Linked DNA regions of Homo sapiens: all the other regions are linked to region 1. Evidence: chromatin loops called from intact Hi-C (ENCODE). Cell type or tissue: mammary epithelial cell. All regions are shown on one strand. Links, peaks and the distances in the headings refer to the core of each region. The heading gives the core; the rest is flanking DNA.

Region 1 (8,415 bases), core at 86-8,085:
CCACCTGGGGCCCTTTCTTTGTTGTTGCTTACTTATCAAGGCTCCACATTTAACCTTTCTGGAATCTCCCAAGTATATTCATGGCATCCAGTTCTCTAGCATTAGCCCACCTGAGTGGCATGGAGAAGTGTTGTCTCTACCAGGGCCTGTTGTCTCCTCTGTTTGTATATATTGACACAAATACAGTCATTCAGTAGCTCTAGGACAACGGGGTTTTTCCAAGTTATTTGTTGTGTAAAGGTTTTTTGTAATGATCGCCTTCTCTATGCACTTACATTTTAAAATATTTGGTAAAAGATATATTTGAAATCTATCATTAGGTAAATTACCTTAATTTTAGGTAATTTATCAGAAGGTTGTGAACTCAAAAGTATCTGAGACAGGTCCCAGTCAATTTAGAAAGTTTATCTTGCCAAGGTTAAGAACATACCCATGACACAGCCTCAGGAGCTCCTGATGACATGTGCCCAAGGTGGTCAGGGTACAGCTTGCTTTTATACATTTTAGGGAGACATAATACATCAGTAAATACATACCAGATTTACATTGGTTTAATCTGGAAGGGAAAGACAACTCGAAGCTGAAAGCCTGGGGAGGAGAGGGCTGGGCTTCCAGGTCATAGGTAGATTTGAAAATATTTTTGGTAACTGGTTGAAAGAGTTATTATCAATAGAAAGGAATGGCTGGGTTCCAGTAAGGGGCTGTGGACACCAAGGTTTTATCACGCAGATGAAGCCTCCAAGTAGCAGGCTTCAGAGGGAATAGAATGTAAATATTTCTTATCAGACTTATGGTCTGTGTTGATGTTAATGTTGGAAAGCATAATGAAGTATGTCCATCCCCTCTTCCATCATGGCTTGAACTAGCTTCTCAGGTTAACTCTGGAATGCCCTTGGCCAAGAGGAGGGGTCCATTCAGATGGGGCCTTAGAATTTTAGCTGTGGTTTACAAAATTGAGGCTCAAATATTTTCTACCATCTGAATTTTTCTCGTTTCTGTTCCTGTTTGGTGCTCAACTAAAATGTGAGCATTTAGAATTGATTTTCAGGTGGCTAGCTTCCTGGATGGAATTTTGTGTGGATATATATATATATGAATAATCATATTCATTTTTTGATATCTTATATTAACTATAAGAGCCATAGGATTAAAATAAGTTGGAACAGTATTCTGGTTTTGTCCTGCAGAAAACGTAAGCTTTGGTTCTGGTTGCCGTGTGACATGATTTCTACTAAATTTCACTGAAGCTCCACTTGAAGATTGTGTCTTTTTCCTTTTTATTTGTGTTGATTTTCATTTTCTATTGTTTCATGTTTTAATAGTGAGGAGTTGCTATTCTCATTGAACTATACTATACTGATATAAATAAATGAAGCTTAATACATTGCATAAAATAGTAGATAGCTATATTAAATAATTTTTGGAAAGGAATTGTGACCTGTAGAACTTACTGACTTTAAGTACAGCATGAACATAATATGCAAATAATGCTTAGTTCCTACTCATAACCAGAGAGTTGGGAGGAAAGGAAAAATAAAGAGTGAGAAGGATTTTTGAAGGCCGTGGCAAATTTAGTCTGCATGAAAAGCAGAACTTTCAGAATAGAAATTCACTCTGAAAAGAGGCATTTACAGAGATAGTGGAGGCCCCTCTTATAGAAATATTTACTGTTGTTTTTAACTTAGCACCTAAGTATGCTTTTGAATCATAACACTTGAATGAGTTCTGGAAAGTTAAATGCTCCAAGACTGTGGCAAAAAAACCTACCAGCTTTCATCTTCCTCCTTTCCATTCCCAACTTTCTCTAGTACTATTCAAAAACTCCCTAATTAGGAATTCCTTTGGGAAATTCCAATATCAGAGTTAACTAGCCAACCTATTATTGCTAATCATTTATTCCTACCCTCTATATAAAGATGACCAGCATGTGTGCACACACACACACCCAGACACACATCTCCCTATACCGTTTTCTTTTTTTCGTTCATTTTCTTTAAATTTCCCATTATACTTTTTAAAAAGTAATATTGTCCAAATTTATAGCACTGTAGTTCTTGGATTGTTTCTTATTACTTTTGCATCAAGCAAGAAATGATATTCAGAACACTTAAAGTTCTGATTGGTATGGTATAGAAGCTGCATTTCCCACAGTCACAAAGAAGGTCATACTCCATGTTAATACCAGGTAGTATCCATCATTAGCCTATTAGAAGGTACTGATAGTCACCTGGAATTCACCTACCATAATGATAGTGGCACTGGCAAAGGCATTGTCTCATCCACTGGAGTCTGGGCCAGTCCCTAGCAGTGAACATTCACAGGCTGATATTCGCAGACACCTCTCATGAACTCAAGGGCTGCAACCATGGTTGGTTAGTCAGGTGGCTTAGGACAAAGACTTTTTATGTACCTTAACTATTTTATTATTTTAATAATTAATAAGAGCGTATCAATGCATACCATCTATATATCAGCCCCGGGTATAGTGACAAATATCTTATCTTGTATAAGTACTATTTTTCATACCAAATTTGCTAATTATTAAGAGTCTTCACAGTTCACAGGATTTAATCTTGGTGAAAAAGGAATAAACTAAATAATAACAATAATAATAGTCCAAAATCAATTTGATACCAAATCAATCAATAAAGTGATCAGAGCTTTAATGCTACTAGGAAAATACTTCAGCTTTACCATTTTATGTTTCATTTCAATAGGCAATTAATCAAAGTTAGGAAAGAGTGAGCTAGCTTTTCTCCTGGAAATTTCAGCACAGGCCCTATGTATCATATTATTTCACTAATTAGAAAAAATTTTAGTTTTGTGTTAGTGAAGATGGCAAAGACAAAACACACACGATATTTCTTGTTAATTGAGAATGATTTTGAACATATTCTCAACTACTATTTTGCCCAAGATACTTCATTCTAAAAGATGTCATTTCTGAATAAAGAGCACATGCAATAAAATTGCATCAGAAACAGAATCCCTCACATAATATTCTTACAAATTTAACATCACTTTAGAGAATAGCTATTGACTTTTGTAAGACTTTATTATTTGTTCATTCATTTATTTTTTTATTCAACAATTATTTGGGTTCATACTGTGTGAGAGAAGACAGTAAGATTAGAAAATTGTTACAAGAGAGATATACAAACAGGGCAGTAGAATAAGAGAGAAGAGAAAGATGGTTAAAGAATCTTCACTCAAAGTTATCTGGTGATCAAAATCTGAGCTTGCTAGGCAAATGGAGGAGAGAAAGCACATCCCCAGGAAAGGGAAAAGTTTATGTAAATAGAGAGAAGTCTATATGGGGTATCTGAACAAGGGGCACTAACAGATCATACAGATCTTTAGTCATACCCAGGAGGGCTGGGTATGGTGGTTTATACCTGCAATACCAGCACGCTGGGAGGCCGAGGCATAAGGATGGCTTGAGCCCAGGAGTTCAAGACCAGCCTGAGCAACGTAGTGAGAACTCATCTACAAAAACTTAAAAAATAAAAAATAAATAGCTATGTCACCAGAAAAGGGCTCCCAATCCAAGAGACCCCAAGAGAGGGTTCTTGGATCTCTCACAAGAAAGGATTCAAGGTGAGTCCATAAAGTAAAGTGAAAGCAAGTTTATTAAGAAAGTAAAAGAATAAAAGAATGTCTACTCCATAGGCAGAGCAGCCCCGAGGACTGCTGGTTGCCCATTTTTATGGTTATTATATTTCTTGTTATATACTAAACAAGGTGTGGATTATTCATGATTTTTCTGGGACGGGGTTGGGCAATTCCCAGAACCGAGGGTTCCTCCCCTTTTTAGACCATATAGGGTAACTTCCTGATGTTTTCATGGCATTTGTAAACTGTCCTAGCACTGGTGGGAGTGTCTTTTAGCATGCTAATGTATTAGCTTATAATTAGCTTATAATGCTAATAATTAGCTTATAATGAGCTTATAATGCTAATAATTAGCTTATAATGAGCAGTGAGGATGACCAGAGGTCACTCTTGTCATCATCTTGGTTTTGGTGGGATTTGGCCAGCTTTACTCAACCAGTTTTATCAGCAAGGTCTTTATGACCTGTATCTTGTGCTGACCTCCTATCTCATCCTGTGACTTAGAATGCCTAACTTACTAGGAATGCAGCCCAGCAGGTCTCAGCCTTATTTTACCCAGGCCCTACTCAAGATGGAGTTGCTCTGATTCAAACACCTCTGATAACCATACCAAGGACTATGAGTTGCATTCTGAAATTAATGGGGGCTCTGTGAACAAAGGCAGTGAGTCTTATAATCAAATGTATGATTTATAATGTTTCTGGGAGGAAGGCAGGCTGGAAATAATCAGAATGGCCTGAAAATGATTGCAAGTTTTGGATTGACTATAAAGTAAGGTGGCATGGTGGCTGAACAATGCTGTGCTGGTTGTGTCAATATGAGTGTGAGCTGTGTCAGTATGAGTGTGATTGTATCAACATGAGTGTGAGCACCTGTGGGTAATTTTAAATAAAATGTGTTGAAAAATACTTGATTTTTATTGAAAAATTGCATAAAGTAGCTACTCAAGTATAGAGTGTTTGCTTTCACATATGCATATCATGTTACCTACATGAGGCAAAACAATGAAAATAACTGGATGGCTGTAGAAAGGTTTTGGAGAACCATTAGATTTTTTTAATGTTTAAGATGCTGCCATCTAGTGACACTTTTGTGAAATCACTTTGCAGTGATATTCATGTTTGTATCTTCCAGTTCTTTTCTCAATACATTTTATATTTTAATAATTTATATTGTCTACCAACCAATGGGGAAATAATTACAAATGCATTAAACATAGTGTAGAAGTCATACTTGATTTTTCAACGTGGTACCACAAATGTGGCCAGAAGGATTTTCATAATGGGATATTGTACATAAAGGTTTGTGGTTTCTTCAGTGTGCCATTCTTTATAAGTAATTGATAATGAAAGTGCTGCTTTTTCTATTTCTTGAGTTTTCTTAGAAAAATTGAGTTGTAAAAACAAATCTGTGAAAATCTGAGCTGTAAAAATTGCTTCATAAAAGTTGCTTTAATTGGAAATGTTGAAGAGAAGAAAAGAGAGTTTCAAATTTAGAATAATTAACTTTTTTCCCCATATGGAATTTCAGTATTATAAGTATATCTTAAAATATAAACAAATAAATGTGTGTGGAGGGGTGTGTGTGTGTCTGTTAAAGCTAAACATTAGTCTCCAAACCTAGGTTGTGATGACCTGATGACTTCTAAGTTTTGATGAAGATTAATTATATTCATGTCCTATTACTCCTTAAACTTATATTACAATGGAGCACTTGTCTTATTTTCATGGTACGTATTGCTCATTTTCTTTGGTGAGGAACAAAGAATAAATTAATCTCCCTTCCTCCCTCAAAATACAGTTATATTGTGCTGATATATTGTCCTTTTGTGAGATACTAACTCCAGTCATACTATAGTGAATGAGGTTTTAATTAATTAACTTTTCAGTATATTGAGGTTTCTTTATGCAAACCAATCCTATAGGGTAGAGGTAAGCACATCTTTCCGTAAAGAACCAAGTAGCAAATATTTTAGGCTTTGTGGGCCATATGGTCCCTGTTGCAACAACTCATTTCTGCTGCTGTAGCGTAAAAGCAGCCATGGACAATATTTAAACAAATGAGACTGGCCGTGATCCAAAATTAAATTTACAGAAACAGACTATAGTTTGCATGTCTCTTCTCTAGGGAAAACACCTGTATTTGTAATTTGGGGTTCTTTTTTTCTTAGGAAGTGTTAGAACACTTCTAAAATTTATTTAAGTATTTACTTCAAAAACTTTAATTCCATTGAGAGTTGTGTGCCTTCAGTGTTCCAAAAAATCTAGTTTGGAGCAGGTATGTGCACTTGGTAAACTAATCGTACACATAGTAAACTACACTTGGTAAACCAGTCATACACAAACCCAGAGGTAAAATGTTTTGCAAAGTTCTATCACCTGCATTTAGCCAGTTTTTAAATTCATGTTCATGTACAAAGTTGTCTTAATGTGGAATGAATCTTTATATTTTCTCAGTAAACATTGCAACATTTTGATATGCAGTAAGTTAAATGACTTTGATCATCAGCAAATAAATTAGAAACTTCCTACTTGGGTACAATTTGGATAATATGTATTCATTGTTCCAGTTTGTGCTTCTGGGAATTTAGTGGAAACAGAGACTTGCTTTTTTAACATTGTGAATTCCACTAGGCAGACACACAAAACACTTAAAACCTCATGACAAGTAAATAACTAAAACAGAATGGAGTCAGATCAGAAGAGACTCTTAGGGTACAAAGTCAATGTGTATGAAGGAGACAGTAGAGTTAATATTAAACTTTGAAATTCTCTCCCAAACAACTTCATTCTTCCTCTTTATTTTTGGATAAGAATACTTTTTAAAAATTAAGCACCATATAAAACAGCTGGCTCACATTGAGGATCTGTACTGTATCAAAGTATGCATATTTTGCTTACCAAATAGTATTAAGCAAGGATTGTTACTCTTATTCTAACATGAGAACTAGAAGAACTCACGCAGTAACTGATCCAAGCCTCCATCTTGTGATCCTTTGGTATCTTGTACTCTTTAAGAGGAATGGCAGGGGTAATTCCTAAGACCAAGTAAAGGATGTCTTGGTTTTTGGGAGCTGAGTATATCAATTCACTCTTCCCTTAAAATGCTGTGTAACAAATCATCTTGAAACTTGTTGTCTTAAAACAATAACCATTGATTTTATGGATCACCTTGGCATCAGAGCATCAAGGTAGGACTTGGCTGGAGGGGTTCTGCAAGTCTCAGCTGAGCTCATTCATGTTTCTGTGGCAAACTGCAAGGGGTGAGGAGGGCATGGAGGAGCAGCTGATCCAGATTGAGTTCAGGTGAGGATGATTATGCTCCACATTTCTTTTATCTTCCATCTGGGCCAGCAGTTTGGCCCAAGCAAGTCCTTCTCATAGAGATGGCAGAGAGCAAGAGGGAGCAAGCTTAGTCACTCAAGTACTTTTCTGAGACTATTTTTATTACATGTGCTAACATTCTGTTGGTCTAAACAAGTCACATGGCTGATCCCAGTGGCTGAAACTTACACCTTACCCACAGTGGAGGAACTAGAACTTACATGGCAAATAACATGGGCGCAAGAGAGGGCAGAGAAGCAGAACCATTGATAGAATTTATAACAGTGTATATACTTGAACTGATTAAATATGCACATGATGTGGGATTAAATGCTAAACAAGAAAACTATTGACTCTTTCATATTACTAGGATACACTTAAGCAGCAGTTCAGAAACTTTTTAGAAAAGGAAACCTTTTACACTCTTAAAAACCACTGAGGGTCTTAGGAGATTTGACATTGGCTCTATATCTGTATTTACTGTATTTGCAATTAAAACAAAATTTTAAAATGTATTTATTTGTTTTAGAATAACAACAAATGCATTACATATTAACATAAGCAAAATATTGTTATACAAACTATGTTTTCTTTAAAAAACAGTAGCATTGTTTATATATGGCAAATCGTATTAGCACCTGACTTAATAAAAGACAGCTGGTTTTTTATACCTGCATTCAATCTCTTTTTTTCTCTTTTTGAATCTTACAAAGAAAATAGGCACTCATGAAGATATGTAATCAGAAAAGGCAGGAGTAGTTGAATAGCCTTTCCGTCAATTTTGTGTATTCTTTGATACTGCATCAGAATTTGACAAGTGAGAACTTTTTAGGAGTTCTGGTATGGAATTTGAAGCTGAATCACTGAACTTTCTGTACTTTATTATATTAAAATTCATTGACTGAACTTGCATTTTGAATAGATCCTTTATCAATGCACAATATGTAACATCGAGCATTGGCCATTCAGAAAATATTGGTTCATTGAATTATGTGTATTTTCCAAATATTGACATATTTAATCATATAATAATTAGAAATTATGTATTACTACTATATTCATCAGAATTATCTCAATAATGGGAGCTAGTCATACTCATGGAAGTGGATACAAGTTTTTCAATATTCTAATTTCCCCTGGAAACTCTAATTTTATCATTGGCAGCAAATATTATAAGTTGTTTTATTGAAGTGACACTCCATTTTCAAAAGAATATCTGTTAAATACATCACACATGTGAATCGTCATTGTTTGTCAGTTGCTCTTTCATGCAGAAATGGTTGTCCATGATATAAAAGTGGCAGGTTCAGCTTGCCACTCAAATAATTGCATAAATACATTGCTTTAAGATAGCCATCCTACATCAGAATGTGGTCAAGGGTTTTATGTGTACTTCCCACACTCAACATTAAAAATATAGAATTAAGATATTGAGATTTAATGAAAATTGATCATTTTTACAGTTTTCACAAGGATATTT
Region 2 (8,415 bases), core at 205-8,204, 180 kb before region 1:
TTAATATTTTATATACTGTGAATTTTATATAGTGTTCAATAAAAGTCATTTTTAAAAATTCAAAAAAGTTCCACTTTAAGCAATTCTTTAAAATCACACAGAACTAATTTATAACAGAGACCACCAAACTCCCTACTATGTGACTTGTACAAACTAAGAAAGCTCTGTTGGAGCAAATTTTGGAAGATTTTAAATTGATGACTGGCAACAGAAATACTCCCATACACCACTGTTATATATTTACATTAGGTATATAATAATACATTATAGTCAAAATATCACCTGTATGTGACATTATGAGGTATATATATGACATCATAGATATATATGGCATTATATTATATATAATACTAATGTTATTGTATCAGATGCATCTGTCTATAAGAAATATAATACTAATAGTTTTTTAGGTTATCCAACAGATTACTGAAAGCCATTGTATGATTTTTAAAACCAATTATGTTTTAATGAGCATTACAGCACAAGTTGAATTTATAAATAAGCAAAATGTTCTCAGTAACAAGTGAGTCTCCTACCTACTTTTTAGTCCTGGATCCCTCCTGAGAGGTAATGGCTATGAACACCTTCATGTTTATCCTTCTACTCTTTCTATATATTTTTCCCCATATGCTATTCCATATCTTGTTTATTTTTCCAATAATAAATAAATCTAACAGACAATGAATTTTCATATATGCAAATGTGTTTTATTCATTATAATGGTTACATGAATGCCACTGTTTGAATGTACCATAGTAAATATAGCCTGTCTGTCACAGATAGGTATTTAGCTTTTTCCAGATCTTTTTGATGTCTTCTGCACTGCAATGGATATTCTTAGGCATTCACCATTTCACATGGGTAAGTATAAAGCTACAAGACAAATTCTTGAAATTACTTGGTTAAGTGATATTTTTAATTTTGATAGATATTGCCATAGTTGTACATTAAGGTGGAAGCAATTTACCTTCTCATAAGTCAAATATGATTTTAGCAGTTGTGTTTCAGAATGATAATTCTATGTGAAATCTGGAAGATGGACTATAGCAAGAAACAATGACATGTGAGATACTAATTTAAACGCTAATACAGTGATAGAAAAAGGCAATAAGAAGTGAAAGGAAGTAACAATTTCTAGAAGTATTGAAGTAGTAGCATTGAGAGGATTGAGATAATGGCACCTTTGAGTGCTCTATCCATAATGGCCTTAAGTGTATCTTTTACTAAATCAATCAAACTGAAGTCCCAATAATTCAAGAGAAATCCAGTCCATTACCACCTCAACCTTTGACTTCTCAGCTTCTTTTGCCAAATTCTCACTTCATTAAAGTGCTACTAAAATGAATTCCTTTGTCACATGTCTCCACTACTCTACATTAAGCCATTAACATGGGCTTTTCTCTCTTGAGACTTTTGGCCTTAAAGGTTAGCAAACCCCAAGTTCAAGTATTTGGCCTATATCATTGAAAGCCTAAGGGGGAAAAAAACTGTTCTTAAATATGACTCTGTATTTAACCTCCAAAATATCAAGTTCAGCATTAAGAATTCTATAATCCTAGAGGAGAGCTATCCACATGATTTACATGTAGAGAAATGTATTAATTTCTTCTGGAGAAACTGAAATTTATCAGAGAATATGAGCAGCAACTCTTGATTATTGACTTAAATCCTTCACTATTGATAAATCAGTTTCCAAAATCCTTATGATGTGCATGAAATATGTTTTCTTCCTGATGTGAGAAAACCTTAACCCAGTGTCACTCTTCCAAATGTTATGTACCTATAAATTGGAAGAATGTAACTAAAGTTGTTTGTGATGCGATTTCTCCTGTTGGAGAATGGTAGGGCAGACAGCTAGGTTTTTTGAAAATTTTTATTCAACATTTTTGCTCAGACCTGTATTCCACTTGAGCATCTCAATTTGGTTCACTTCTTCCCAAGATGATATAACTAGCTAATTATGACATAAAAAGAATTTGGAAGATGGAAAAAGCAGTGATCCCTGGAAGAGCATGTGAAAGCCTTAAGCAGACATCTTACTAGCAAAGATGTCTGTGGATTATGGGTATACCAGACACTTTTATTTTAATTAAGATTCAAACTTCATGCTAATATCCCTGAAATCTAAAGCTAGCATAGGCAAGGTTGAAAGGGTGGTAGAGCAAATAAATAAAATCTAAACTAAACAAACCTGTTCTTTTAAAGCAGTCAGGAAATTTTCTGCCTTCCAATTGTTAGAGACGATTCTACTTTCAGAGAGGCTGTTTTGTTGTTCTAGGAACACCACACACTGAAAATGTGCTTTTTAATTTTGAGGATGTAGATCAGTGGTGTGACCCCAAGGAATGCAATTGCTTTGTAAGATAATATAAAGAGGCTGGCTTTGTTGCAAGCAGAGTTGCATTTCCGCAGATTGTACTTCCCTTAGAGGAATTTTTCTCCAAGGATGGTTTTAGAATGTGCTCTCTCTGAAAATTATAGCAAGCCCTTGGGGACATTTTTGTGAAAACAATGGCCACAAGATGTCAGCAATAGAGACCTCTAAGGACTTCAAGAAAGACCTGAAAGCTCAATTAACTCGAGCTTGGGGAAAAAAAAAATAAACTGTACAGTGGAAATAAATTGGGCTTGGCTAAACATTAAACTATTAGATTAGATTGTTGATTTCTCATGCTATTATTATTCAAGGCAAGTAGTGTGTTTTTCAAGAGAGGGGCTGATGGAAGACTATTTTGTCCCAATAGGATTGTTCTTTAGAATAAGTTGGGCAAGATCATATGTGTGTGGTTGGAAGTGAAATTGTCCTTAAACAGAATAGAAATGTTTATGAAAATCATTCAGGGAAGAGGTCAAACTTGGAACAGAAACTGAATTGGTGAGTCTAAGATTGGGAGGAAAGAGAAAATCTGTCTTTCCATTGGTAGTAGGATTGTCATGCTAAAGAATACTGGTTTAGGTGGGTGGCGAGCAGAGGAATTAGGAGAAGTGGAAATTGGCCAATACAGTATAGACACAGGCTGGAAGCTAGACAGGAGCTATCTTGTGAGGAGCCTCTAAATAGTAAGTTCTAGTTTAGGTTTACCTTTGAGCTCTGAGATTGGCATATCTAGTACCAGTTATAAATTACACACAAGGTTTTGCTTCTCTTCTAAAATGTTTTAAGTTTCAACTTCCTCAGTGAGAAATTAAGGACAAATTTACACTCATACTTGAGAAGCAGGACAAGAGAGAAAAATCACAGAGACAACACATTCATTTGCTCATTTTTCCACATGTTTGTCACCCCTGCTATATACCAGACACTATTCTATGCAGGGAATACATGGGTGAGTAAAATAGCCTTGATAAATGAGACAATGTCTCTTACAAAGCTAACATTCTAATGTGAAGAGATGAATAAAGTAATTGGCGATTTTAAAAAATGAACAGTATAAAAATTTAGATACTAATTAGTATTATCAGAATAATAAAATAAGTTAATATAATAGATGATGGGGACATCATTTTGAAAAGATGGCCAAGAAGGCCTCTTTTAAGAATCACTTTTGAATAGATACCTGAAATGATACGAAGCCAGCCAGCTCCTTATGGAGTTCCATAAGGAGCTTAGTAAAAGCAATTTGTACAGAGAAACACCAAACTCCATGGCCTTAAAGAAAGCAGAACTGGCCGGGCGCAGTGGCTCACACCTGTAATCCCAGCACTTTGGGAGGCCGAGGCGGGTGGATCACGAGGTCAGGAGATCGAAACACCGTGAAACCCCATCTCTACTAAAAATACAAAAATATTAGCCGGGCATGGTGTCATGCACCTGTAGTCCCAGCTACTGGGGAGGCTGAGGCAGGAGAATCGCTTGAATCCAGGAGGTGGAAGTTGCAGAGCCGAGATCGCGCCACTGCACTCCAGCCTGGGTGACATGCTGAGACTCCATCTCAAAAAAAAAAAAAAAAAAGCAGAGATGTACAGTCCAATAGGTGGGTAGAAAGCAAGGATCAATAGACCAGAAGCAGATGCCAAAGTGAAGTGGAAACTGAAGACTAGGTTTGCTTTCCAGAATATATAAATGTAGTCTAGAAATTTGCAGAAATTATTTTGGCAGGGGGGGAGCTCAGTGAAAAAAATACACACACAAAAGCACACACACATATATACGTATATGCAATAAAATTAGAATGAGGCATGCCATTTTGAAATACAAATTTTGAGGGCAAATATAAGCTATTTTGATACTTACATGCAAGTAAGCCCTTGCCATACCATTTATACTTATATTTTTAATACAATAAAATAACTAACTTGCTCTGAATAGGTATTAATTTTTGAAGCTGATATATCTAGATTTACATATACATTGAGATATATATCTTTGTGCACCTCAAAATTAAACTCAACCTTCACAACAGGTCCCAGTTTTCATTTGGGGATTTACATACCAAACAAAGTCACATATTAATGGTGCCACAGTAAAACATGTGACCTAGGCTAAGTCCATCAGCAAATTCTGGAGTTTTTAAAAGATTTCTGAGGCTAAGAAACGAGAAGCAAACATGCAGTCTCATGAGGTGCTAAAAGCCATATTCATACCATGATGGGAAAAAGCTTTAGGATGACACCAACAGATTTGAAGGCAAAGTGGAAAGTAGAGGAAGCATCTTCCTTGGAAATATCATTGACTATTGAGTCTCTAAATCAATCATTATCTGAAGACAGTGCTATCTCAAATCTTATGGTTATGTAAATCAAACAATTTATTTTACTATGTAAGACTTTTATTTTTTTGACACTGGGTCTCACACTGTTGCCCTGGTTAGGGAGCAGTGGCTCAATTATAGCTCACTGAAGCCTCAAACTGTTGTATTTAAGCAATCCTCCTGCCTCAGTCTCCAGAGCAGCTGGGACTACAGCAAACACCACCATGCCCAGCCAGCTTTTTAATTTTTTAAATTTTTTTAAGTAGATGGGATCTTGGTATGTTGCTAGGGCTGGTCTCAAACTTCTGGTGTCAAGTAATTCTTCAACCTGAGCCTTCCGAAGTGCTGAGATTACAGGTGTGAACCATCACACCTGGCCAAGACAATTTTAGCCATGTCTATTTATTGTTATTTCCAACCCCCACCCTCCCCAAAAATTATAATATAAATTTGCCTGTAAATTGGTAATTAGCTTATAGTTCATCATGGTGCAGTGACTGGAAATATTTGTAAAATGGTACAGAATTCTTATGAGAAAAAATGATATACAAAATCCTCAAATCAGATCAGATGTGCATAGAGTTTAATATGTACTGTAATGCCAGCACATCTTTTATGCCACGATTGATGCTCAAGTATTTTTATATTTCCAGAAATGTAGATATGTGAAGCTTTTGTTCCAAGAAGCTTGGAGTTCTTTGCAAGCATCTCATAAATCCTCCTCATTATATCTCTCTAAAATAGTCAGGTTATAGGTATTATTATTCATATTTAACATAAGACAAGAGCAATTTAAAACGCTTATAATTCCATTTATCTAAAAAGATAAAACTATTCACCCCAGAAAGACTAAATATAACTTGGCAGTGAGACATATTGGTCCTGAGTTGCTTTAAAGTTCAATGCAACTAAATGCTTTTAAGTCTTATAGCTTTTCTTTTTTCCATTTGAGAGCGCCAAAAGCTGGTAAGAAAGAAACTATCCAGTGCTCACTTTAAAATAATCTCTTATGTGCTAATTTGTGTGTCCCAGTTACACTCTTCAAACAATGGTGTCACGTTAAGACTCGATCAATATGTCATTTATGTACAAAAAAGACTAAATAAGGTTATTAAATAGAACAATGTTTTGAGATAGTATTTAATAATGTATTAAAAATAGTAAATGATAGACTTAACATTGATTCATTTAACTTTGTCTACCCATCCCATTCTCAGTGTTTCTTTGGACTAAAAATGCAGGTTTTGAGAGACCAGTTGTCAGAGTTAGAAACACAGTATGTGGCAAGAAAACATTTACATTAACCAGTTGAGATAATTCATTAATTAGAAACTGACAATTATTGCTTTGCCAAGTATGAGTACATAATTGCTCTTTCCCATAGTAGTCTTCTGTGAGTCTTAATCTCATTTTGTATTAATCATTAAATATCAGACTTTACCATACATTGGGATTACAGTTGGTAAATTCAAGAGAGGCACATTATCATTATTAAATGGGTATATCCCGCCCACACAGACTGTCACAAAATCTGGTGCTTTGAATTAATGAACTTAATGGTTAAGTATTCCATGATTGCTATCAAAATAGTCAAGTGTTATTTAAATATCATTTTTACGGAAATGAGAAATGGGGTATCTTCCACAGACCTTCAAAAGAATAAATACATTATAAATTTACTTTCTATAAAATCCCATTAAAGGGAAGTAATGAATTTTTGTAAAGGGAGATTCTTATACAATGTTACTGGAAAATGAATCAATTTTAACTCTTAAATGGTTTCTAGATTAATATGTTACTAGGAAATTCATTTTGGTGTGCACATCTGTCACTTTAAGCTACTAATTGAAATGTCCTGGCCACAAAAAGTCACCTTAGAGAGTGCAGGGTCATGACTCAGAAAAGTCAAATACTATTTCCAGTAAATGTTCCTCCTGAAATTTAGAAAGTCTCAGGAATTAAAGGTTTTGTGATTGAAGTAAAAATTCTTGTCAATTAAGAATTATTTTTTGATAAAAACTAAAAATTGGTATATATGTTCTTTTAAAAAATTACAAGCTGAATTTTATTTATTTTCAGTTATTAATTTATTTTTATAGAGACAGGGTCTCACTCTATCACCTAGGCTAGAGAGCAGTGGTGCCATCATAGTTCACCACAACCTCGAACTCTTGTGCTCAAGTAATCCTCCTGCCTCAGTCTCCAAAGCAGCTGGGACTACAGGCAAATGCCACCATGCCCAGCCAGCTTTTTATTTTATTTTATTTTTTTGGACAGATTGGGTCTCACTATATTGCTAGGGATGGTCTCAAACTTGCACTGTAGCCTCAAACTCTGGAGCTCAAGTAATCCTCCCCACTCAGCGTCTTGATTCGCTGGGACTACAGGTATACTCCACCATGCTAGGCTAAAAGCCAGTTTTGAAACAAAAATTTCCAAATATATTTCAGTTTACTTCTAAAATTGCTGAAAATGTTAAGGCAATAATTTAGATAGCAGGGGTCTTCAGTTTCTGGCAAAAGGAACACTTTAAATACTATAACAGTCTAGTTTCAGAAGTTAGACAATGTTGAAAAACAATCAAATTTTCAAAAGGACAATGTTACCCTAATCTTGATGATATGTGGTTAGTGAATTACCTTAAAAAATAAAATGCTTCTACATTTCAGTGTGTGGCATTAATAACATTTATCCTGAAGACTTACTAAGGATTTTCAATTTGAACTTGTCAGTGTGGCTAACACTGTGATTATACACAAAAAGTAGATTGGTTAACACACAATCTAATTGAAACATTCCTAAAGTTTACTTCGTAAAGGAATTTCACAATTATGTTCATCTAATGACTAGCTCATATGTGATATACATGTGCATGCACATACACACAAAGGGTGAAAACACTTAGCAACATAATCTTCATGATAATACTCCTTATCACATCTTAGGTCATGATGTGCAGTGCAGAAATGAGATTTAGATTTGGGCAGGGATTTGAGGGAGTACTTGGGTAGCAGGTATCATCAGGTAAGGCTCAGGTATAGAGTAGGATTTCAGGGATGAAGTGGGGGATGAAGGATAAAATGTTACAGTAAATTATAATACTTAGTGTTTTGGTTCATTTGGGTTGTTATTAAGAAGTACGTGGGGCTGGGTAATTTATAAGAAAAAATGATTTAATTGGCTCACAGTCTGCAGGCTGTACAAGAAGGAGACCAGCATCTGCTTCACTTCTGGGAGGCCTCAGGGAACTTTTATTCATGGTGGAAGGTGAAGGGGGAGCAGACACTTCACATGGCAAAAGCAGGAGCAAGAAAGAGAGTGGCAGTGGGGGTGCCACACTTTACAACAACCAGATCTCATGAGAATGCACCACTGTGAGGACAGCACCAAGCCATGAAAGATCTGCCCCCATGACCCCACCAGGCCCCACCTCTAAAACTGGGGATGAAATCTCAACATGAGATTTAGATGGGACAAATATACAAACCATATCACTTCAGGAAAGTAAACTAATACAATAAATTATAATTCATCAACTTGCAACCAGGCACAGTGGCTCATGCCTGTAATCTCAGGACTTTGGGAGGCCTAGACGGGCGGATCACAAGGTCAAGAGTTCGAGACCAGCCTGGCCAATATGGTGAAATCCCGTCTCTATTAAAAATACAAAAAATTAGCCAGGCGTGGTGGCACACACCTGTAATCCCAGCTACTTGGGAGGCTG
Region 3 (8,415 bases), core at 205-8,204, 300 kb before region 1:
AGCAGAACAAGGATAAGGCTGAGAATGAGAAACTTACTGTGCCAAGACTAATTCTGTGAAGATGATGATGAACTTGGTCTTTATCATTTCTCTAAAACCCAGTCCCCTCCTGTGTGTCTTCATCCAGTCACACTGTGACTCTTATAAATGAGTCAGGCTTTAAAATGACCATTTATCCTGCTAGCAATCCCTCAATCTAAAGTCAGTTTCTCTCAGTACCATATATTTACAGTTTATTAGCCAACGACTATTCTCCCTTAGAAAACATCTACCATGTACAAATAAAATGCTTTCTAGCTTAATAACATCTAACTGTATTTTTTCTATGTTAAAAGTATTATTGGCCGGGCTCACACCTGTAATCCCAGCATTTTGGGCAGCCAAGGAGGGTGGATCACGAGGTCAAGAGATTGAGACCATCCTGGCCAACATGGTGAAACCTCATCTCTACTAAAAATACAAAAATTAGCTGAGCATGGTGGCTCACACCTGTAGTCCCAGCTCCTCAGGAGGCTGAGACAGGAGAATCGCTTGAACCCAGGGTGCGGCGGTTGCAGCGAGCCAAGATCATGCCACTGCACTCCAGCCTGGTGACAGAGCGAGTCTCTGTCTCAAAAAAAAAAAAGTATTATTATTGTTTATTATAATTGCCTACTAATTCCAGAAAGTTCTTAACTTTATTTTCTTTTATTGTGGAGCCAGTAGAAAGAAAAAAAGTACATCTCTGATTTGCTGGCTAGTGGGATTATTTTTGTAGAAATTTATATGCACTTTGAGAGGGTTGTTAAGTTCTGTGTATGTAGTATTCTCACAACTGCATAGCTCTCTCAGGTCATGTTTTCCCAGTATCAGCAATTTTTAAGGTTCTAGCTATTCTTATAGCCACATTCCAAAATACATTCTCTGTGCCGTTCCTCTTTTGTGTGTTTCTGTTTCTGAGTATCCTTACATAAAACTCTGATTGATGCCTTTACAGCTCTTCACATCCTCTGTGTGTGATCTGTTGACAATTTTCACTGAATTAATGACTTCAAATGCAATTTCCATCCATAGCCAACAGGTATAATCCTTCTATTTCTTATGTCCATCTTTGAAGAGGTTTACCAGAGCAAGGCAGGAAAAAGGCAGTGATCAAATAATAGATAGATGAGTGTGTGTGTGTGTGTGTGTGTGTGACTGTGACTGACACTTAGAACAAAACAGTATCGTATTATGGGATCTGAAAAAATAATTGTTGTCTTCTACTTTCAGTTGGTTCCCACAGCAGTAGAAGTGCTGGGAGGTTGGGAGAGGTTAAACTACTCTCACTCTTGAATAAAATATCAGAGCAATCCCATGATTCCCCTCATCACCTAAGAGTGTCCATAGGAATTTAAAGTTACAAATACAATTTTAATTAAGTAAATAAAATTACAAATCCCTGTGTAACAAGCAAATCTTCAAAATGTACTCAGGTGGATAGTCACCTGTAGAGGGAGTTGGGGTGGGGGAGGGTTGAAGACAGGAATTTTTAGTAGATTCACCATTCCATTCAAAAACATTCTTTCAAACTGCAGAAGCAAAATAAATGTCACATAATATTAGAATGTACAAACCTGAAGAGGATTAGTAAATGATGTAATTTCTAGAAATTTGAAGCAAGTGAAGAAACTTGAAACAAAGTGAATCATTTAATCCTGTCTTCCTCAGCAAGGTTAAAACTTTTCAGTAACTCTTTTCGATCCAGAGAACTAGAGTCACCTTGTCTAGGTTATACAAGATATGGCATAATTTGGCTCTTGAACTCCATCCTAGCTTTACTTTTCACTGAAACTTTCTTTGTATCCGCTTGCCATATAGAATAACTGGCAGTTCTCAAAATTCACCATGATATCTCAAAGCTTTCATTGACTATCATGCTGTTTCCTCTGCTTGGAATCTATCACTTCTGATGTAGCCATTACAAATCTCACTTTAGTATTACCGGATATTTAGAAACTTGCCTCTCCCATTGCATTCTGTTTCTTCATCCTCTATGTTTTTTTTTTCATTGTTGTACCCTAAGTGCCTAGCAAGGTACATATCACCTACCAGATGTAAAATAAGTGCTCGTTAAATGGACAATTGAATCCCATCTGTAATTGAAAAAGTATGTAAACTATGACCAAGCCTATGAGTATAAGAAAAAGGATCATAACAAAACAAAATGTCAAAAGTTGTATGACACATACAATAATATACACACCTAGCTATTGATATTAGTGGTGACAATTATACCTGTAGTAGATTGTATATAATATCCTCCCAAAACGTATGTCCTCCTAGAACCTCACAATGTGACCTTATTCGGAAATATGGGCTTTGTAGATATAATTAGTTTAGTTAAGATGAGGTCATACTGGATTACAGTGGGTCCTAAATCTCATGAGTGGTGTCCTTATAGGAGGACAGGAGATTCAGAAGCACAGAGTGAAGAAGGCTGTATGAAAACGAGGGCAAAGATTGAAATGGTGCAGCTATAAGCCAAGGACCACAAAGGAATTCCTGAAAAGCACCAAAAGCTATAAAGAGAAAAGAAAGGATTCTCCCCTGGAGACTTCAGAGAAACCATGGCCATACCAAGACCTTGACTTTGGACTTCTAGCCTCCAGAAGTATGAGAGAGTAATATTTCTGATACTCTAAGCCACCCAGCTGATGGTAGTTTATAGTAACCCCCAAGAAAATAAATACAATTCCCAAAAAGTAATTTAAGTAATAATTATAAGTGATTAATATAGATTTTTGTGATTAATCTAAATTTTTCCCACATTTTTGTTCATGTCATGTATAATTGGCATTGTTGAATGATCTTTTTGGTGGTAGGAACAGTTTAGCCCTCAGTTCTTTTTTGGACCCTGGCATGCAAACTCCTTACAAGCCAGACATTTCAGACCAGATCAGACATGTTTGGGGTGGTATGGCCGTAGACACAACCCAGACATTTCAGATCCTTTTCCTAACAGCACAATTTCAGAACCCAAAACTTCATTCCAATACCTAAAGTGGAGTTTCCTTATTTTCCTTTATCAGAGATCCTCAGTCCACTATCTCTTGGGTATTTCTATCTTGAAAGTCTTTTTAAAAATAAAAATCTGCTCCATACTTCTCTGAAATGAATACTTTTCAAACTCATCTTTATTCCCAAAGCCTCTTATTCCCCTTCCTTTCTCCTGCAACTGACTTTGTAGTTAAAACCACTGTATTACCTTTTTTTTTTCCCCAGTAATCCCATGCTGTTCTACACTTGAAAGGCTGAAGTACCACCAATAAAAGAGGCAGGGAATAACAGAAGAGAAAGCAAAGGGGAAAATGTGTATAAACTGGAAGTTTTGATAAAGGTTTATTAAAATCATAATTTTGAAGAGAATTGCCCTCTATCACCAACACTGTTAATGACAAAGTTATGAGAAGCATTGAGGGTCTTGTTGCTCTTCAAATATCAAGCTTAAAGAAAGCGTGCTATGAGGAGGCACTTAGAGGAAGCCTCACTGGGGGCAGGAGCAGACTTTGCTAATGATAGATCAGCTATCCAGACCACCCCTCCCACTTAGAAAAGTAAAAAGGTAGGAAAAAAATATAAGAGCTCATGAGATAGTAAGAAATTAGAGATCTGAAAATCAAGTGAGTGATGGGGTTCAGGCTACATTATCCCAAAATACGGCACTTTGGCATTTGAGAAAACAGAAGAAGCAAGATCACTGTCACCTTCCCCTGGCCTTTCTCCCCTGTAGCAGAGCATAAATTCCTTATTCTAGAAGAGCCATCCATATACCCAGAGGTGCTGCTTGATATTAATGGTGACAATCATTCCTGTAGTAGGTTGTATATAGTATCCTCCCAAAACGTATGTCCTCCTAGGACTTCACAATATGACCTTATTCAGAAATAGGGGCTTTGTAGAGGTAATTAGCTTAGTTAAGATGAGGTCATTCAGGATTAGAGTGGATCCTAAATCCTAGGTGTAATATCCTTAATAAGAGGACGGGAGATCTAGAGGCACAGAGGGACGAAGGCCATGTGAAAATGAGGGCAGAGATTGGAATGGTGCAGCTGTAAGCGAAAGACAACAGAGGAATTGCTGGAAAGCACCAGAAGCTAGAAAGAGGAAAGAAAGGATTCTTCCCTAGAGCCTTCGTAGGAAGCATGCCCATACCAACACCTTGATTTGGTGTTCCAAATCCCAAGATTTGGAAGGATAATCCAGATATCTTTATCTCAAAGATACCAGGGCACAAAGAAGAATCTGAACGCAGACCTCCCATTTATTACCATTAGATCATAACCCCTTTATCTTACAATCATATTTCTCCATGACTGCCCACTCATTATCAAACCTAAGCATAAAAATACACAAATTTACTTGTTTCTTTGTGTATTCACTCCCTTATGAAGGCTCTAATGTTATGTAAAACATATCCAATAAAATTTTATGCTTTTCTCTTGTTAATCTGTCTTTTTTTTTTCTTAATATTGTCCTCAGCCATGAACCTACTGATAGGCAAGGAAAAAGAATTATTTCTCCCCTGCAAGGGGCAAAAATCACAGAGACAATTTTGACATTTGAAGCTGTTTTGGGCTACACTGGTGCATTTTAAGAAATTGCTGAGGTTGGTCTTTATTATTATCCCTGGCTTTGGAGCTACCACCTTTTCTTAGATAATTTACTTTCAACGTGCACCTAGGTTATGGAAAACAGAAGCTGTTTCAGAGGAGGTTACTTCCTTGTTCCTGGAAATAGCCATATTTCAGCTGCCTTCTAAAAGCTACTTATGACCCCATTGAAGGACATTTTATGGGAGAAGGGGGAGGATAAAGGTAGAAAAAAAACTAAAAACAAAATACAATTAATAGATTATATTATAATTTCCTATCTCATTATTAATTCAATTTATAAAAATTGACATGTCAGAGCCTGCTTTTTAGGAAGGATACAAACTGTGACATTTAGTTTGATAAAACCACAAATATCCAAATGTACTACATAAATGAAGCACACTGTGGACATACCATATTTTTTAATAGTCCACAGATTTAAGCAAATTACCAACCGTAAAACTTAGGCTAAAAGATATTGGTTGAATAGAAAGAAAAAAATTCATTTATGTTTGTAATTATTTCATAAACCACCAAAAGGTGGCATCAAAATCTTAAAAAGCAAAGACCAAGTAGACTGGGTCCATTCACAAATCCACTAGAAGAGTCCTACTGGGGGCATTGTGGTGACTTATTCACACTGTTTCAAAAAAGAACATGGATTCATCAGGAATCCAATTTGTTAGAGGTTAATAACATTGAGCATTTGACTGCAGAGGCCTGTTAGAATAGGATATAGAAAATGTAAGGATAATTTAGACACCGATGAAAGAGAAGCTAAAGAATGCCAAATTCATGTGTTGCTTCTTTGGTGAACAATTTCTGTTAAAACATCATAGCAAGGTTCTGAGTATAGTGATTGGGAAAAGGATGCAACTCTAGGACCACCACACTTTCACCAAATGAGAAACTAGACAAGGCATGCCGTTGACATTTCCACATTTTGAAATAAGGTGTTTATTTATTTTCTGGCATCCTGTTGAGAAACAGTTTGGTCTTCAATTTTCTCCTCTGCATTACAAACAAAATAGAGCTTTTAAAAGGCAAAATGGGAGTTGAAGCTGATAGGACTCAAGATTTGTGCCTTTAACAACAAATTAACAATTAGCAAGAGCCATCAACAGTACTGGGAAAATCTGTACAGACAATTTAGATCATTTTCAATTGTTTCTAAATAAAATATCAGGGAACACATTCAAAAATAGCGATTCAGTAGATCTTAATATCAAACTTGCAGTCCAAAAAGCAAGAAAATATATTCCAAAACTACTTAAAACACTTAATTGCAATTATGCATTGATCTTGGAAAAACAATACTAATATTGTCCTCTATTACTAAATAATATTAATTTTTTAAAGTTAACACAGAAAAAGATACAGAGTTTGATATAACAACTGACTTCAATTACCATTCAACACATTGACTAAGCACTACCAAAATTTTGCTAAGCAAACCCTGTTGAATAGCTGTCTTAAAATGCTTCAATCAATAAGAAAGACAAAGTTTGTTTTACTTGCAGTCAAATTCTAATTCTACTTTCACTTTTTCTACAGGCTAAATAATTACAATTAACCACTGATTAATGCTGTGTTTAATGAGAAATTAAGGCATTCTTCTGTTTTCTCCCCAACCCAAAACAACACTTAGCTAAAATGTATTTCATTGTTGACAGGAAAAATAGAACAGTGAGCAAGTCTTTTTCTAAGCTAAATGCTACTCATTTAAAATTCTTTCTTTTTACATTTTAATTCAGAAATATAAAGCCCATTAAGTTTTTTCTTCAGAATTATATATGTTTTAATAGCGTACTTTAGATTTTTTATTCTAAAAAGAAAGTAATTATATGTTTTTAAATCATTCAAAATATTATTTTTTCAAAGAACATCTACAATAATCAAAATGAAATCTTTGGAGAAGCTGATGCAATTTTTTAAATAACATATTTACCTTCCATTACATTTTCTTCCTACCACATCTGATTTAATCTCATTGTTTTGCTTAACTACAAAACAATTTTAGCTGGTATAAAGTTGAGAGAAAGTATGTGGGTGATTATGAGGATCAAGTTGATGTATAAAAGCAACAATTTTAATTATCACAAGAAAATGTTTAGTGCTAGCTCAATTAACTGGGGGAAGATTGTGATCTTAAGATACTCTCTGCATTTTAACCTTTATAAACTTGGATTGAATTAACTGTTTGCCATGCAAATTAATTATCCAATTTCAGTGACAGGGTTAGATGAATGAATTTCGAACACCATTTTTTAGCACCAAATTCTCTTGTCACTATTAATTCTACTATACCACCTATCTTAACAGAAGTACAATTCAGAATGTGGTGTGGTATCAGGGTTAAAAATAGCCTTAAGGGCTAAATTGATAATCTATTATCTCCAGTGTCTTTTTTCCAATTTAAGTTTTCACTGCAAGGTGAGCAAGGACAAACAATGGTGGTGTGCTTTAAATCTTTGATGTTTATAATTATTTAATAATTTCAGTGGGTTATCCAGTCTAATATTAATAAGCAAGTTGTGATTCAAGAAAGATTGACATTTGGCATCCTCCTCACACATTCTTATGGCAACTTCATTCTCTGTGGCTCATTCTACTACCAAGTGCCTAAAACCTTTATTCTTCTCATTGATACTAAGAATTCCCCCATCATACCCACCAGGCAATATTTTCTCACTGGATAGAGTAATGCTTTTTATGACTGCCTCAAAAATTGCCTACCTTGCAATTACTGTTTCAGAAGATAAAAATGGACTCTCAGAGATGTTAAATATCTTGCCAGAGGTCACTCATCTAGTGTGACATAGAGCAAGACCTTTTCTTTCTTTTTTTTTTGAAACAGGGTCTCGCTCTGTCTCCTAAGTTGGCTCACCGTAGCCTAAACCTCCTCAAGCGATCCTCCCACCTTAGCCTTCCGAGTAGCTGGGACTACGGGCACACGCCACCATGCCAGACTATTTTTTACGTTTTCTGTAGAGATGGGGTTTTGTCATGTTTTTTAGGCTGGTCTCAATCTCCTAGGCACAAGGAAACCACCTGCTTTAAGCTACCAAAGTGCTGGGCTTACAGGTGTGAGACACTGCGCCAACCATCGCAATTCTTTTCGTAGATTATCTGATCCCATTATCTGCACACTTTCTGCTTTCTCATATTCCTTGTTTCTGATTAGAGGGAAGAAATAAAGGGTAAAAGAAATGCTTTAGGAAGATGACTCTGCACATCTTTAATGAGTATCATTCCCATAAAAGAATATGTAAATAGAAACTCCTAAGTTTTGCACTGTACAACATGAGTGATCATAGGCAGTAGCCTCATGTTGATGATGAAAGAAACAAATTGTATATATTTTGAATTTGATAATAATTAATTACTAAATTTGGAGGACTGCAGAGAAGGAGGCCTCAAGGATGATTCTGAAACATAGCTTTAGTCTTAATTATCTTTAGAGTAAGGGACACGAGAAAAATGGCAACTGTGAACGGGAAAGTAACGAATTCATCATTAGACACATTGGACTTGAGGTATACAGGGTTCCTGCAAATAGAGATGTCCAGAAAGTGAATTTGATGTCCAGTAGTTCAAAATGTGGTACTGGAGTTTGAGAAAGAGAGGGTTTCATTGGAGATTCAAATACAATACTCACAGACACAGAAGTAAGAATTGAAATCATTATGTGGCCTGAAAATAGATTATAGAGAAAGTAGGAACATCCCAAGAATGGAGCATTAGGGAAAAGATAGTTTGCTATTCAGAAAAATGAAAGGGTTAGCCAGCAAAATATTGCTAT

Evidence for each region. A loop is a pair of places that touch in the nucleus more often than their neighbours do. Peaks named below come from ENCODE experiments on the same cell type or tissue, not always from the same donor. Only the 100,000 strongest peaks of a DNase experiment are listed, where the experiment ranks them.
Region 2: a loop joins it to region 1, with 5 times the contacts of the local background. A loop is called at or near these places in 20 of 110 quality-filtered maps.
Region 3: a loop joins it to region 1, with 10 times the contacts of the local background. A loop is called at or near these places in 59 of 110 quality-filtered maps.

The regions. Positions count from the first base shown.
Region 1 is chr2:142,976,293-142,984,707 of GRCh38, forward strand. All of the region lies in intron 8 of KYNU (kynureninase), which reads left to right. Among named protein-coding and RNA genes, the nearest start is that of KYNU, 100 kb to the left of the region's middle. In mammary epithelial cell, for the core only: a CTCF peak has its summit at 4,665 (motif pointing left); no DNase peak of the experiment used is centred there; H3K27ac peaks cover 1,434 bases.
Region 2 is chr2:142,793,832-142,802,246 of GRCh38, forward strand. No RefSeq gene overlaps it. Among named protein-coding and RNA genes, the nearest start is that of KYNU, 80 kb to the right of the region's middle. In mammary epithelial cell, for the core only: no CTCF peak of the experiment used is centred there; no DNase peak of the experiment used is centred there.
Region 3 is chr2:142,677,525-142,685,939 of GRCh38, forward strand. No RefSeq gene overlaps it. Among named protein-coding and RNA genes, the nearest start is that of KYNU, 200 kb to the right of the region's middle. In mammary epithelial cell, for the core only: CTCF peaks have their summits at 1,463 (motif pointing right) and 5,190 (motif pointing right); no DNase peak of the experiment used is centred there.